Linked DNA regions of Homo sapiens: region 2 is linked to region 1. A link is a contact called in ENCODE Hi-C or POLR2A ChIA-PET data. All regions are on one chromosome and are shown on one strand. Each heading gives the region's core, a stretch centred on a gene start or an enhancer-like site at or near the end of the contact. The rest is flanking DNA. Distances are from core to core; before and after follow the strand shown. Region 1 overlaps GNAT3 (G protein subunit alpha transducin 3). Region 2 has its middle 57 kb from the start of CD36.

What was found. A loop is a pair of places that touch in the nucleus more often than their neighbours do. ChIA-PET counts read pairs that join two places held with the same protein, here RNA polymerase II (POLR2A). Pooled maps may share reads with other maps.
Region 2: a map of psoas muscle shows a loop between it and region 1 (2.5-fold over the local background). The contact joins two enhancer-like sites. A Hi-C loop is called at or near these places in 4 of 168 maps with a recorded cell type or tissue (heart left ventricle, heart right ventricle and psoas muscle) and 5 of 50 pooled maps. POLR2A ChIA-PET finds 5 or more read pairs at or near these places in 2 of 52 experiments (AG04450 and WTC11).

What each region holds. Positions count from the first base shown.
Region 1 is chr7:80,497,601-80,500,356 of GRCh38, forward strand. The region is part of intron 1 of GNAT3 (G protein subunit alpha transducin 3); the gene reads right to left. All of the region lies in intron 2 of LOC107986812 (a long non-coding RNA gene), which reads left to right. Among named protein-coding and RNA genes, the nearest start is that of GNAT3, 13 kb to the right of the region's middle. Within about 2 kb of position 1,416, at least 12 of the 41 ENCODE cell types and tissues checked have a DNase peak (open chromatin) inside an H3K27ac peak, as active enhancers do; they include heart right ventricle, where a contact is called at or near this core.
Region 2 is chr7:80,580,244-80,582,943 of GRCh38, forward strand. No RefSeq gene overlaps it. Among named protein-coding and RNA genes, the nearest start is that of CD36, 57 kb to the right of the region's middle. Within about 2 kb of position 1,374, at least 3 of the 41 ENCODE cell types and tissues checked have a DNase peak (open chromatin) inside an H3K27ac peak, as active enhancers do; they include heart right ventricle, where a contact is called at or near this core.

The DNA of each region.
Region 1 (2,756 bases), core at 166-2,665:
CATATACGTATATACATATACGTATATACATATACGTATATACATATACGTATATACATATACGTATATACATACATATATACACACACACTGTCTTAAATTACAGAGCAGTGGGGATGTGGAAGAAAAGTCAATGGGCTCAGTAGGAACTGCAGTACTTGCTCATGCAGGTATGTTTAATGTTGTATTTTGTTCAACCAAAGTATTCAACTAGAAATGAGAAAAAAGTCTCATTTCTGAATGTCAGTTAAATTTATTTAAAAGATGATATAATTTCTACAATAAAGTGAAAATAATTTAGACCACTTTCTTTTAAATGAATTGTCTATCTTGAGATATTGAGCCTAATGAGAAAAAGTGTGTCAATGATTTTCTAGAATTGTATCAGCATATGTATTATAGAGAAATATTTTATTGATTAAGAACCACTTTTAGGCAGATTAAAAAATCACAACCGAATTTTATTTTATTCACTATATGTTATTGACTAGTTGAAAATTTATAAATTTGTGAAAAAAGTGACTTTTAGACTGTGTCAGTTAATGTACATTCAGAATGGTCTTCTGTACTTCATAAATATGGCCATTTGGTAATCATACAGATAACACTAAGTTGTGGCATTTCCAAAAGTATTTCTAAGGCTACAGGGTATGTTATTGTATAACAATTATTTGTAACTTAGCTGGTAATTCATGCTGTGTTTAAGGTAAGCAGAATAATCAATCACTTTTTTAAAAATGGCATGTACTTTTAAATGAAACTACATATTAAAAGTTAATATTTTCCCTTGAAAGCCTTTAAAAAGGTGTCTGTACCATCCTTGCTTTATGTAGTGACTTCAGTCTTCTATGTAAAGGTCCAGTATAGTCAATTACAGCATTAAGAGGAAAATTCCTAAAGAAAAGCCTATCTACTTAAAATCTCATTTATTATTTGGAACTCTATTGCAAAGTTATTTCAAAAATAAATTATTGAGCCCCATTCTCACAATAATTCTAGGTCATAGTTCACAATAGTCATTTCAGTCTTGTGAGATTAGATCATGTTACAGAGCCAAATATAGACATTATAACAGCATGTTCACATCCGCTGATGGTGTCCTGAAATAATCTCTTCCTTCCAAATTGTGGTCATCGCTAATATTAGTTTCTGGGTCAAGGGGTACCAAGAGAATTTTAACAAGATATGCATCTGTTTCTTTGAAATAGATAATGTTACAAATAATTAAATATTTAAATTTATACTTAATTCATACTTAGATACTCATAAATTATTTTATTTTTAATAAGAATAAGTAAGGAATCCTGTTCTACATTTTTAAATCTGAAAATATTAAAAAGAATTTTAAATCTACCCAATATTTATACATGTAACTGAACTTCAATTGAACACACACAAGGCTTGATTGCTCATTTTGGATGACTTGTTCAAACAGGCAAAATGAGATTACAACATTGTGACTTGTAATCACACATAAGATTTTTTTTTGTAGGTGGTCTTAAAAATCACATAATTGTATAGTAGAAAGAAACCTTAGAAATCAACCAGCTATGCACATCTCTTCAGTCTATGCGTGAGAAAAATGAATCCAATAGAGATTATGATAATCATCCAAAGTTTCAGATCTGTCTTCAAACAAAGAAACTATGTATTCTGACTCTTACTAAAGCTGTGTCATATCGCTTTCTTTTTTAAGTAGGCACTGATAAATACCAAAATGGTTTCAACACTTTAGAAATTATTTTAAATGCATTTTTTATAAATTAGTATGAGAGCGGTGTACTTTTTTTGTTGGTTTGTTTTGAGACAGAATCTAGCTCTGTTGCCAGGCTTGAGTGCAGTAGCATGATCATGACTCACTGCAGCCTTGGCCTCCTGGCCTCAAGCAATCCTCCTGCCTGTCTCACAAACTGCTGGAATTACAAGCATGAGCCCCTACACCTGGCCTTGAAAGCAGTGTACTTTCAGAGGCATACTGGTATTGCTGTGTCAGCTTATCATTCACAGGTAGACTGTTGGTATAAAAGATTTTTAGGGTAGTCTCTTTTGAGCCAACTTAATTTTGTTCCATGTATTATTTCTCCTTTTTATGGAGTGACATCAAAATTCTCTGTCCTTTGCACATGACAGCCCATCACATAGCTGGATTCATCATGTTTTGGAACTAAATAGATATGAGCTTGCACTCATCTCTGACTGTGACTAAGTGTCTTGATCAAATTTGGTCTCACTGAAAGTCAGTTTCCTCTATTATAAAATTGGGCTAAAACTTGGGAGGATTAGATCACAAATATAAATTACCTAGAACATACACTAATATATAGTGAGCTTTAAGTATTTTCTATTATTTGAAGAATGTGCTCATATCCTTTTAAAGAAATATTTCAAGTATAATATGATCCACTCCTTTACTCCTTTCTTGTGGAACATGATTTTTAGATTATTTGTCCTCTGAACCATACCCCATGTAAGAGCCAATGTCTTTCCGAAATGCAGTACTGAAAATTATGCTGTAGATACCAGATTTATGAACAGCACTGACATTCTGCCACCTAGACCTGCCTCACTCCTGGTGGGCTTGTTTATAAATAAGTAATTTTCTTAATAAAGACCATGATTAGTTTGCCTCCTTTTTTTTTTTTGGCCTACACTCAGCTTGTGGTAATTAAAGTTTTTCTACTTTTTTTCACATCTCTTACCAAACAGATCCTCCCACAAACCACGTGTATCTAATTGATTTTGAACCTCAATAAAGA
Region 2 (2,700 bases), core at 124-2,623, 83 kb after region 1:
TCCCCTTATTAGCGGGAACCCAGGTCTTTGTCATCTTACTAGTCTCATGTCTCCTTCCTAGAAGCTGGAGATTGTTCCCACAATTCTCACTCTTAAAAATATTCCATACTTTTAAAATTTTTCTCCAGGTCATTAGCATCACTTTTTCAATGAGCATTAACTTTTACAAAAGACAGTAAGAGCAGTTGGCCTCAAGCAGCTTTTGTTTTTATCCCATAAAAATGAATATTTTTGACAAGGAAACTCAAAGGCCTTAGTATCTCCTTGGAAGAGGGATAAAAGGAGATACAGAAGGGACAGATAAAAATTAATATCTCAGAAAATTCTGTTTCTACAAAATTTGGAGCTTCATATAGGCAAGGAAAAGAGAGAATATGCTATTCTGTGAGTTAGTGGGGGACCAGGCCAGTAATGGGCCAGGATTTTTGAGTTGTGATGATAGCACAGAGAGTTCTGAGTCCTTACATCATGGTGCCTGATGCCAGAGGGCAAATGTTAGAAAATCAACCAAGATGATTTACGGGTCAAAGTATTATAGTGTGTCTGAGTCTAAGGATTAAAGCTAGTGCTCTTAAGAGAAAAATTTGAATTGAAGAACCAAGTAAAACAGATATCAGAATATTAACAGTATGGTATAGTTGGTTGGAACAAAAAAATTCCAGAGATATAAGGTTAGTGCTGATGAAGGCAGCAATCCCATTTTCCATTTTTATTATGGAAAAATTTTTTAAAAGCCCAAGGAGAAGGGAGCCTACTGTGCATTTGTGTCTTGATTTCATAGGGTTCAGTAAAGCAAGTTACCCCATTTGGTTGCAATGTAGGCCCCTGATACCAGGTATATCACAGTGGGTATCAAACATGTAGGTGTTAATGGAGTTGTGAGTCCCTAGATGGGACGTACCAAAGAGTAAGGAAGATCTGACTGGTAAATATCAGCCTCAAGGCTTGCTCTCTTGTGTGAGCCTAACAACAGCCCCTACCATCAGCTCACATAAGAAATACTCACGAGTATTTGGTTTGAATGGTATTCATTGGATTAGATAAAATATTCCAAATGAGATGGTCTATGTAAAGCCGTCATATCTGGTGCAAATAGATAATCAATATTCTTATATTAGGCATAGAATGTATTAGAGAATGTGCAAAGCAGCTGTCTAAGACCTTGTTAGGAGAAAATAAGTTCAGGAACTTTAGTTCATTGAAAGTGATTTTTCTGGTACAGAATCTAATACCTAGAAGGATTTATGAAGACAAAATTATGGACCCCAGTACTCAAAACCAGAGTACCAAAGTAAAAGCAACATCAACAGCAAGGCCTATTACAGAGGCAGCATAATTGCTCCCTGATCCAGAACATGGGACACTCCTGTGACCTAGAGGTGTGAGCCAGCCCAGTCCAGCATATTGGAAGTGACTAAGCCTCTGATGAAATAAGTGTTCTCACCTACAAATGCTAGGGTCACACGGTGTGTGAGAACCTGGAGAACCAATCTAGTCACATACAGTTATTTTGAGGAGAATGGAGAGTATCTCTTGGAGCCTAAGAGTGTTGATATGCCAATTTAAAAATAGTTTTGTCTTACACTAAAAATATCTGGATTCCAAAAGGAATGTGATTTTACTTCTAATCAGAAAAACTTGACAGTAAAGAGAAACACGCATGTACTCATATACACAATGGCAGCTATGCTTCTGATAATAAAGTCCTTAAAAACTTTTTTAACTGAATTTTTAATGTTGTTAACTGAGATAAGTGAACACAATGTGAAATTCTCAGAAAAATATGTTCTTACAAATTATCTTCCCAGACAGTTACATTGAATACATTTATCTTGCACAAAAGTTGCCTGATAGAAATATTGGGGCATGTATAGAGGGCTACATTAAAATGAGGAAGTAATGACCCCATCTTCTAGAGTATTTTCACTTTTACGCAGCCACATTTGTTCGTTTATACAGATGTGGAATCATGGATTTTCATCTAGCAAAATAGACAATATTTTCATTTATCCATTTATTCTAGAAATACGCAGCACATTTTATATTCCAGGCATGGAGAGTACAAGAATTATAGTCTACATTTTTGGCCTTTAAGAAGTTCACTGTCTGGTGGAAAAAAACAGGCCCAGAGAGAGAGCAGCATTAATACAAAATAGCACGACAACTGCAGGAACAGAAATACGCACAGGAAGCACTCAGGACAGGAAGATCCCACTTTTAGGGGTCCAGGAAGACACCTTTTAGGAAGTAACACTTGAGTCTAGAGGGGTTAGTAGGACTACAGCTGGGAAACTAAAGACTCTTTTGCACATCAAAGCATTATTTATAGAAAACAGCAAAATAGCAAGCATATTTATATTGTTTTTTTCAATATTAATATTACTAAACTGAAGTCTCTTCACACAACAGATATTCACAGGTGGTAATTACATGCAATCAACCATGCTAAGTGATGTTTTAAGTATTCCAAATTAAAACTGTTAAAACATATAAATTATTGCTTGGAAAACAGAGAGTCTCTAAGGGCTCAATCTAACAATAAAACTTGGTCATAAATATATAAAGTCATACACTTACTAGAATTATAGAATATTTAACATTGAAAAGAATATAGCAGAAGAAGCAATGAAATATATGTATTTTGCCATCATGTTCACTTATCTCAGTTAACCACATTAAAAAATTCGGTTTAAAAGCTAA